Linked DNA regions of Homo sapiens: region 1 is linked to region 2. Evidence: chromatin loops called from intact Hi-C (ENCODE). Cell type or tissue: B cell. All regions are shown on one strand. Links, peaks and the distances in the headings refer to the core of each region. The heading gives the core; the rest is flanking DNA. Region 1 has its middle 5.2 kb from the start of KCNN4. Region 2 has its middle 18 kb from the start of LYPD3.

Evidence for each region. Hi-C counts contacts between places; a loop is a spot of excess contacts. Peaks named below come from ENCODE experiments on the same cell type or tissue, not always from the same donor. Only the 100,000 strongest peaks of a DNase experiment are listed, where the experiment ranks them.
Region 1: a loop joins it to region 2, with 3 times the contacts of the local background. A loop is called at or near these places in 10 of 110 quality-filtered maps.

What each region holds. Positions count from the first base shown.
Region 1 is chr19:43,783,539-43,788,885 of GRCh38, reverse strand. No RefSeq gene overlaps it. Among named protein-coding and RNA genes, the nearest start is that of KCNN4, 5.2 kb to the right of the region's middle. RefSeq lists a cis regulatory region at 3,233-3,680, enhancers at 3,186-3,685, 3,686-4,187, 4,175-4,469 and a silencer at 4,175-4,469. In B cell, for the core only: CTCF peaks have their summits at 3,184 and 3,383 (motif pointing right); DNase peaks (open chromatin) are centred at 3,395 and 4,425; H3K4me3 peaks cover 645 bases; H3K27ac peaks cover 1,868 bases.
Region 2 is chr19:43,444,826-43,450,205 of GRCh38, reverse strand. No RefSeq gene overlaps it. Among named protein-coding and RNA genes, the nearest start is that of LYPD3, 18 kb to the left of the region's middle. In B cell, for the core only: CTCF peaks have their summits at 2,799 and 2,999 (motif pointing left); a DNase peak (open chromatin) is centred at 2,985.

The sequences.
Region 1 (5,347 bases), core at 348-5,347, 340 kb before region 2:
ATTTGAGCAGAGTGGCTGGATACTGTGGCTCATGCCTGTAATCTCAGTACTTCAGGAGGCTGAGGAAGGAGGATTATTTCAGTCCAGGAGTTCAAGACCAGCCTGGGAAACATAGGAAGACTCCTTTTCTAGCAATTTTTTTTTAATTTGCTAGGCATGGTGGCTTGTACCTGTAGTCCCAGCTACTTAGGAGGCTGATGCAGGATAATCACTTGAGCCTGGGAGGTTGAGGCTGCAGTGAGCTATGATTGTGCCACTCTACTCCAGCCTGGGTGACAGAGCAAGACCTTGTCTCAAAAAAATTTAATAAAATAGGAAACAAAAATTATATATAAATATATATGAATATATAAATAATATAAATTTATATAAATTTATAAATATAAATAACATAAACATAAATATAAATATAAATATAATGATATATATTTATAATATAAATATATATTTTATAATGTAAATAATATGAATATAATTATATGTTTATAATAATAGAAATATAAATAAGTATTTATAATAATAGAAATATAAAGAAATATTTATAATATTATAAATATAAATATTTATAATATTATAAATATAAATATTTATAATATTATAAATATAAATATTTATAATATTATAAATATAAATATTTATAATAATATAAATATAAACAAATGTTTATGATAATATAAATTTATATATATTATATAAATTATAATTATTTATTAGATATTATATATAAATTATATATAATATATAAATATAATATATAATATATTTATATATTATATGATTATATATTTATATATTATTGATATATGTATTATTTTTATTATATGTTATATGATATTATATATTGTATACTATTATAATATATATAATAATTCATATATATATTTGAGCAGAGAACTGAATGAAGTGAGGGAATGCCCCATGAAGAGAGTGGAGGTGCAAGCATTCAGGAAGAGGGAACAGAAAATGCTAAGACCCAGAGGCAGAAAAAAGCTTGGTATGTTTGAGAATCAGCAACAAGGCCAATGTGATAAAGCAAAGTAAATGCAAAGGAAAGTGATGGGAGGAGTTTCGCCAAGATAGGAATAGACACACAGAAAGAAAGCAATAGAGAAAGACAGACAAGAAAATTGAGACCCAAGCTGAGACTGACCAAGAAAGGCTCATAGGCAAAAAAATTAGGAGCAAAATGATGCTAGCTGCAGTGTATGGAGTGCAATTTGCATTATACATTTTATTATTTTATTATCTATTCACATATACATACATATGCATATACTTTTTTTTTTTTAGTTGAAGTCTCACTCTGTCACCCAGGCTGGAGTGCAATGGCACGATCTTGGCTCATTGCAACTTCTGCCTCCCAGGTTCAAGTGATTCTCATGCCTCAGCCTCCTGAGTAGCTGGGATTACAGGTGCCCACCACCACGCCTGGCTAATTTTTTTTGTATTTTTAGTAGAGATGAGGTTTCGCCATGCTGGCCAGGCTGGACTTGAACTCCTGGCCTTAAGTGATCTGCCTGCCTCAGCCTCCCAAAGTGCTGGAATTACAGGCGTGAGCCACCATGCCTGGCCCATATATATATATTTTTTATTATGGAAAACTTCAAACATGCAGATATGAACATAAGGGTATAATAATCTACTTTTTATTGTGTAACAACCCGCTCCAAAAGTTAGTGTCTTAAAATAAACAATCTCATGATTGAGGCTTGACTGGGCATTTCTGCTGGTCTCTCCTGAAGTCATTCACATGGTTGCATTCTGTTAGGACAGGACTGGGGCTTTAGCCAAGATAGCTTCATTCTCCCTGCATGGCCTCTCCATGTGACTAGCTTGGGCTTCCTTACAGCATGGTGGTCTTCTAGTTCTAAGGGTACAAAAGCAGAAGCTTCTAGTTTCCTTAACATCTGGACCTGGAACTGGTTCAGTGTCATATTTGCCACATTCTATTAGTCAAAGCAAGTCATGAGCCAGATAGACTGAAGGAGAAGGAACATACTGTTCCTTTTCGTGGGAGAAGCCACCTGCCAGTGCAGGGAAGGGAGGAGTCACTGGCAGGCAACTTGGGAGACAATGTATCACAAGACTTTAACATAGACCAGGCCTGCTGTTAGGGCTCCAGACATTCTCTCTCACCTAAGCCTCAAGCAGCCCTGTCACATAGGAAACATAATCCCTCTTTTACAAGTTTCACAGAGCACACAACTATGGATGGCAACTAGGTTTGAACTCAGGTTTGTCTCTAAACCAGGCTGTACGTATAACATATTCCATACAAAAATAAAGTTAGGCCGGGGGTGGTGTCTCATCCCTCTAATCTCAGCCCTTTGGGAGGCTGAGGCAGGTGGATCATCTGAGGTCAGAAGTTCAAGATCAGCCTGGCTAGCATGGTGAAACCCCGTCTCTACTAAAAATACCAAAATTAGCCTGGTGTGGTGGTGCATGCCTGTAGTACCAGCTACTTGGGAGTCTGAGGCAGGAGAATCGCTTGCATCCAGGAGGTGGAGGTTGCAGTGAGCCAAGATCGTGCCACTGCACTCCAGCCTGGGTGACAGAGCGAGACTCTGTCTTGAATGAATGAATGAATGAATGAATAAAGTCAGTGGTCACATCGAGGCTTAAACCGAGGTCTCTAGACTTCCATATTGTGAGATATAGATATCTGTATATCATATACATCTGTATACACTATACATCTGTATACTATGCCATATACTATACTACATATCTGCATATACTATATATAGAGTGTGGGTGTATGTCTCTGTGTAATAACATAATATACATACATTTTTAACTGGCGGGGAACACAGAGATACAAAGAAGAAAATAAAAGCAGAAATGAAGAAAAAAGGAGAAAGGAGAAAAGCATGCACTTGGAGACTAAGACCAGGAGATAGAAACAGAGAAGCAAGACAAGGCGCAGTGGCTCACACTTGTAATTCCAGCACCTTAGGAGGACGAGGCAGGAGGATGGCTTGAGACCAGGAGTTCGCGACCAGCCTGGCAACATAGTGGGAACTGATTTTATGACCAAAAAAATGTTTTTTAATTAAAAAGAGAGAGAGAGAAGAAAGAAAGAAAGAAAAGAAAAAAGAAAGAGAGAGAGAAAGAAGAAAGAAAGAAAAAGAGAAAGAAAGAAAAAACAAGGACAATGATATACAGAGAGAAAAATGAAGACTGAGAGCAAAGAAGAGACTGAGATTGATGGAATCACGAGGTCTCCCTCCTTTAGCCTGGAAACTCCACAAGAGCAAGAATTTTGTCCATTTTTGTTCATTACATATCGCCAACTCCTTGAGCAGTGCCTGGCACTCAGTAGGTGTTTTGCTCTATGTTGGCAAGAAACCAGGCTGGACAGGGAGAGTGTCTGCAGTTGCCTAAGTGAACACTAGGTGACAGTATTTATAAGCCCTGGAGCTTCCAGGCTCCAAGGTCCCAGAGATGGCGGTGGAGGATTTGCCGCCACTGACCTCTGACTTTCAGGATCTCTTCCTCGGGGCTCAGCCCTGCCTTTCCCTGCACAAGCCTTGGGCGATGAATGACCTTTCCGCCTGAGACACCCTCTTCACTCTCCTTCACCAGCCTGCCCAGTTAAACAACTCTTTGTCCCTGGCCCCTTCCTGCTGGGCCCCGAGGCACCTGGGTTCTTTCCAGGCCCGGAGATGGGGCTGCGACAGAGGTGGTGCAGCTGGGACAAGGCCAAGGAAAAATCCTGGAGACTCTGGAATCAGTTCTTCCAGTGTATGAGACCCAGCCCCTCCTCCCTCAGACCCAGGGGTCCAGACCCCAGCACCTCCTCCCTCAGACCAGCAGTCCAGGCCCCAGCCCTCCTCCCTCAGACTCAGGAGTCCAGACCCCAGATCCTCCTCCTTCAGACCCAGGAGTCCAGGCCTCAGCCCCTCCTCCCTCAGACCTAGGAGTCCAGATCCAGCCCCTCCTCTCTCAGACCAGCAGTCTAGACCCCAGCCCCCCTCCTCCCTCAGAACCAGGAGTCCAGACCCCCTGCCCCTCCTCTCTCAGACCAGCAGTCCAGACCCCATCCCCTCCTTCCTCAGACCCAGGAGTCCAGACCCCAGCCCCTCCTCCCTCAGACCCCCTCCTCCCTCAGAACCAGGAGTCCAGACCCCCAGCTTCTTCCTCCTGGACCCTTCCTCTTAGGCATTTTGAGGTCCTCTACTATTCCCTCTCCCTCTCTTTTACACAAACCCCTCTCTCCCTCCACTCCCCATTCTAGGATTGAGACCAAGGGTGAGTCACAAGAAGCCCTGAGGCCCTGAGTCACCTCGCCCTCCCCCCTTGGCCCCTCCCTGGGCTGGAGGCAGCTGGCTGAGGAGTGAAGCAGTTTCCTAGGACTGACCCCTGCATCCCAGGACTGCAGTTTGAAGGCAGGTGCCCTTCCCACTGTAACCCCATCACTGCCACCCAGGCATGTCCATGCCCATCCTTTGCTGTTTTTCTCTTTCAGTCATGGCCTATTTGGAGACAAAATTTCTCTGTGCTCTAACTTCCGTGTCTTGATTGTGTTTTCCGGTTTCTCTGCACCTGTGGGTCTCTTTGATTTTTTTTAATACATGCCCCCACCATCCCTGGCTGAATGCCTCGAGGTCTCTCTGATTATCTCTCTCTCCCTCTGTGTCAGTCTCTGTCTCCGTTTTTCACAAGTGCCTGAACTGGGGCACAGATGCCATGGCATGGCCGCAGCTGGAGCGCTATTTAGTGGCTTCTGACCCTTGGGTGGCCACAGTCTCTGGATCACTGGCCCTCAACCCCTGAGTGGGACTGGGGTAGAACCGGAAGGAACCAGGCTGTCCGTAGATGTGCCAGTGAACAGCAGAGAGAAACTGAGGCAGAGACAAGCATAGAGAGGCCCGGAGAGAGAGAGAGAGACCCAAGAGGAGACCAGGAGGCAGGGAGAGAGTGAAACAGAGACGGAGAGAAACACCGATTCAGCAAGAGACAGACAAAAACAGAGGGCCCTAGAGACGGAGAGATGGAGACAGAGTGAGACACGATGACAGAGACACAGGCAATGATGAACACAGAGAGAGACATGACAGAGAGACAGTGACGGGGAAAGAAGGAAACAGAGGAGCAGAGAGGGACACGAAGATGGAGAAAGGGACAGAGCGATGAGAGAGACACAGAGAGGCTAAGAGAGGCAGAGACAGAGAGACAGAGTGAAGAGAGACAGAGAGAGACAAAGGTACCAGGAGAGAAGAACAGAGACAGAGATAAAGACAAACCTGGCCAGGCACGGTGGCTTACGCCTGTAATCCCAGAACTTTGGGAGGCCGAGGCGGGTGGATCACCTGAGGTCAGAAGTTCACGACCAGCCTGGCCAACA
Region 2 (5,380 bases), core at 250-5,249:
TTACAGGGGTGAGCCACCGTGCCCAGCTCTATTTTTATTTTATCTTTGGACACAGGGTCTCACTCCCATAGCCCAGCCTGGAGTGTAGTGGTGCAATCTTGGCTCACTTCAGCCTCGACTTCTGTGGCTCAGGTGATCCTCCCACCTCAGCCTCCTGAGTAGTTGGGACTAGGGGCATGTGCCACCACGCCTGGCTAATTTTTTTTTTGTAGAGATAGATAGGATTTCGCCCTGTTGCCCAGGCTGGTCTCGAACTCCTGTACTCAAGCCATCTGCCTGCCTTGGCCTCCCAAAGTGCTGGGATTACAGGCATGAGCCACCGTGCCTGGCCCCATCACCTAGATTCTAAATTAATTAACATCTTACTCAACTTGCTTTATCAAGTATTTACCCACCTTTCCATCCATCTATCCATCACTCCTTCTTGCCTTTTCAATGCATTTCAAAGTAAGTTGAAAAGCATATTTATTTAGTTTCTCCTCTTCAGGTAAAATTTACATATGCTGAAATGCACAAAACTTAAGCACATTGTTAGAGGAATTCTGACAAATGTGCAGGCCCGTGCCGCCAAAATCCTTATCTTGAATCAGAACATCACCATCACTCCAGAAGGTTGTCTCCCATCCCTTCCCAGTCAGTCCCTGGGTTTCAGAGAGGAATGTAGTGGGTGGGGTGGGAAGAGGAGGCAGAGGTTAGGCCTAAACCTTGAAGGGCCTCATAGGCCACAATAAGAAATACAATAACAATACAAATAGAACACTATGCTGGATGTTTTTCTTTTTTCTTTTCTTCCCTTTTTTTTTTGAGACAGGGTCTCACTCTGTTGCCCAGGCTGTAGTGCAGTGGTACAATCATAGCTCACTGCAGCCTCAAACTCCTAGGCTCAAGCCATCCTCCCTCCTCAGCCTTGGAAATAACTGGAATTACAGGTGCATGCCACCATGCCAGGCTAATTAAAAAAAAATTTTTTTTTTGTAGAGATGAGTCTCATTATGTTGTCCAGGCTGGTCTCGAACTCTTGGCCTCAAGTGATCTTCACACCTCAGCTTCCCAAAGTGCTGGAATTACAGGTGTGAGCTGCTGTGCCCGGACTATGCTGGATATTTTTTGTTTGCCTCTTCAGGTCCACTCTCCACCTCTCCCCGCCATACTCCTGGGAGTCTGACCATACCTTGGGATCAGCATGAACCACAATGAGCTTTCTGAACCTCTAGCTTTCTGCATCGGTTTGCCCAATGGGGAGACACTGGCAAGAAACTGGAGGGTGGGTATTTATTTCCCCAACTCCCTTCTTGATGTACGGTTGCCTTGGGCTGCCTGTATCTTTCTACCCACTGCCTCCACCCTTGTAAATAGACTCCTTTTTTTTTTTTTTTTTTTTTTTTTTTTTAGACAACAGTCTCTCTCTATCACCCAGGCTGGAGTGCTGTCAGTGGCGCCATCTCGGCTCACTGCAACCTCCGCCTCCTGGGTTCAAGTAATTCTCCTACTTCAGCCTCCTGAGTAGCTGGGATTACAGGCGGGCGTCACCACGCCTGGCTAATTATTGTATTGTTAGTAGAGATGGGGTTTCACAATGTCGGCCAAGCTAGTCTCAAACTCTTCACTCAGATGATCCGCCAGCTTTGGCCTCCCAAAATGCTGGGATTACAGGCGTGAGCCAGTGTGCTCAGCCCGATACTTACTTTTAATTACATGTAGATTAAGGCGCGGTTTATGCAGAAATTTCTAGGGAAGGGGTAATGACTTTTGGCTTGTGGGGTTATTGGCATGGAAAGGGGCAGTAACTCCCAGGTGTTGCCATGGCAACGGTAAACTGACGTGGCATACTGGTGGGCGTGTATTATGGGAAACTGCTTAGCTAGTCCTCAATTTGGTCCCATACCCAAGTCCCACCTCTGGAGGTGAGTCCAGCCTCCCACCTCAAAAACAGTGGCATTGGCCAGGCGCGGTGGCTCACGCCTGTAATCCCAGCACTTTGGGAGGCCAAGGCAGGCAGATCTCTTGAAGTCAGGAGTTTGAGACCAGCCTGGCCAACATGGTGAAAACCCATCTCTACTAAAAATACAAAAAAAATTAGTCAGGCCTGGTGGCGGGCCTGACTAATCCCAGCTACTCAAGAGGCTGAGGCAGGAGAATCGCTTGAACCCAGGAGGCGGAGGTTGCAGTGAGCCGAGACCATGCCGCTGCACTCCTGCCTGGGCAACAGAGTGATACTCTGTCTCGAACTCCCCCCACAACAAAAAAACAAAACAAAAAAGCCCCCCAAGCCCCAGAAAAACAAACAAAAAACAGTGGCATCTTGGTGGGGCGCGGTGGCTCATGCCTGTAATCCCAGCACTATGCGAGGCTGAGATGGGAGGATCACTTGAGCCCATGAGTCTGCCCAGCTTGGGCAATATAGCGAGACCCCATCTCTGCTAAAATACAAAAATTAGCTGAGTGGTACGCACCTGTGGTCTCAGCTACTAGGGAGTTTGAGTGCTCACCTAGCAAGCTAAAGTGCAGTAAGATAATCCAGAATGCAAGTACCACTCTAGTGACAACCATCATCACTAGTGTCATCAAGGGCACTTCATATAAAAGTGCCAGTGTGCATCAGGGATAAGAGTGAGACAACATCCACTGGTTCACGGTGAACCGATGAAACAAGAACAACAATTAGGAATTTATTAGGATCAACAGGACTATCCTAAATATCAGCAGTAAATTAGCACATCACAAGAAACTCATGAACATGGGTTAACAAAATGAACCACTGATAAGCCAACTTTTCTGTGTCAAAAGGTGGGAGGTTCACTTGAGCCCAGGATGACGAGGCTGCAGAGAGCCGAGATTGCGCCACCGCACTCCAGCCTGGGTGACAGAGCAAGACCCTGCCTCAAAACAAACAAACAAAACAAGAACAGTGGCACCTTAACTGTTAATTATACGAGAAACTGGGAGCTCCTGTAGGGTTTTCACCCTGCAAGTCAGATTGGTGTTTTCCATGCGCCCTCTGGCGGCTTGGAGCAGCAATGTCAGCTAAGCATCAGCATCCAGCCCCTGGCTGGACTCTCGGAAAGTACTACTGCTATTTGGCGAATGCACTTGCACCAACATTCACCTAAATCTGCAGCAGACACAGGGACAAAGCTCTGTCTGGGTTTCCAGGACATCTTCTCAGAGGTCGTGATGGATAAGACCAGGAGCGGGATCTTAAATAACAAGGAGCACGTGCAGAGGCCTGAGCGAACATGCCTTGTGTCCGGAACTGGGTGCAGCAACCTGGGAGAGAGCAGGGAGATGAGGCTGGGGAATTAGGTCAGGCCCATTTGGGAAAGAACCTTGGCATTGGGACTTTGTGCTGTAAACCAGTTTGGAGATTGTGAACCATCAAGCTTCAAAGACAAAATTGGAGGGTCAAGCATTAAGGATGTCAACTTTTTATTTTGTTAGTAGGGTCTTAAAAAAACAACTATTCTTATTCATTCTAAAAGCTTTTAATGAACACCTACTGTGTGTTAGGGAATGTTCTGGGCAGGATCTGAGTCTGCATTGCTCACTATTGTATACCCTCAGAGTCTAGAGTCATGGAAAGGCCCCAAAAGAAGGGATGAATGAAATGAAAGATCATTGCTAAAGCAAGGTCAGGGTGGAGATGAACTGCCAGGGGTGAGTCCAAGCTGGGTGAGATTGTGGATGAGTTTGGAGACAGAAAAGAATAAAGGTGAAAGTGCTTAGTCCGGCCAGGCGTGTTGGCTCATGACTGTAATCCCAGCACTTTGGGAGGCTGAGGCAGGCAGATCATGAGGTCAGGATTTCGAGACCAGCATGGCCAACATGGTGAAACCCCACCTCTAATAAAAATACAAAAATTAGCCAGGCGTGGTGGCAGGTGCCTGTAATCCCAGCCCCTCGGGAGGCTGAGGCAAGATAATTGCTTGAACCCGGGAGGTGGAGGTTGCAGTAAGCCAAGATTGCCCCACTGCACTCCAGCCTGGTGACAGAGCAAGACTCTGTCTCAAAAAAAAAAAAAAGAGAAAGTGTTCAGTCCTTGAACTGTCAAAAGACAAAATCACAACAAATTTGCTTATAGATTCCCTCCCACCTCAGCCTCCCAAATAGCTGGGATTACAAGTATGCACCATCATGCCTGGCTAATTTTTATGTCTTTACAAAAGATACATGTTGGCCAGGCTGGTCTCGAACTACTGACCTCAAGTGATCCACCTGCCTTGGCCTCCCAAAGTGCTGGGATTACAGGCATGAGCCACTGTGCCCAGCCTGCTTAAAGATCTTAACTGGTTATTATTTGTGATTTTAGAATTGGGCAACATCGAATTATAAGAGACAGAATGAGTATTCTGATGAGTCGAGCAAAAGAGGTTGGTTTTATAGACAGAAAGGGCAGAGACTGCAGAAACAGAGAAGAAAAAGTGTATTGGCCATTTCAAAATTACTTTCCTTGTAAAGGTTAAAGGACAGGGGTTTCCTTATCATGCAGGCTAAAACTGGCCTGCTTGGGGACTTGGCTGTTATCTTTCACTCTCCTGATTTTTTGGAAGGTCAGGTAAAACAATTGAGTTTTGGCTTGGTGATGTGGAAGTTAGCACGAGTGACTCCATTTTGGTTTGGTCTGTTGGGCTTTGCACAGAAGCTTGGTCCAAACTAGTGGCCTCTGGTAAATTTCATTGAACAATATTATTATTAGTTTTTTTCTTTCTTGAAAGAGGGCCTCACTCTGTCACCCAGGTTGGAGTGCAGTGGCGTGATCATAGCTCACTGCAGTCTTGACCTCCCAGGCTCAAGCCATCTTCCCAGTTCAGCCTGGAGAGTAGCTGGGATTACAGGTGTGTGCCACCACACCTGTCTAATTTCTTGTAGAGATGGGGTCTCACTTTGTTGCCCAGGTTGGTCTTGAACTCCTGGGCTCAAGCAATTCTCCCACCTTGGCCTTCCAAAGCATTGGGATTACAGGCATGAGTCACCATGCCTGGCCAATAATGGTTAACTTTTGAAACACTCCAGTGGCTTCTCTTCTCATTTAGCGGAAGCACTGTGCCCTTGGCATGCCCACAGGGTCTGGCCCTGACCGCTGTGCTGGCCGCAACTTCTTGCACTAACCACTGCCTGCTCCGCTGCAGCCACGCAGGTCTCCTGGATGAGCCTTAGCCACAGAGACCCATTCCCTTCTCAGAACCTTTGCACTTCCTGTTCCTTCTGCCTGCAATGCCCATCCTGCATTTACCAACAGCTATGCGACAAACACTCATGGCACCAAGCACAGTTCTGAGCTGTGAGAGGAAAATAAATATTGGGGCCCCAAAATCACCAAAGCTAAAGGGAAAAGTCAAGCTGGGAACAGCTTAGGGTGAACCTGCCTCCCATTCTATTCAAA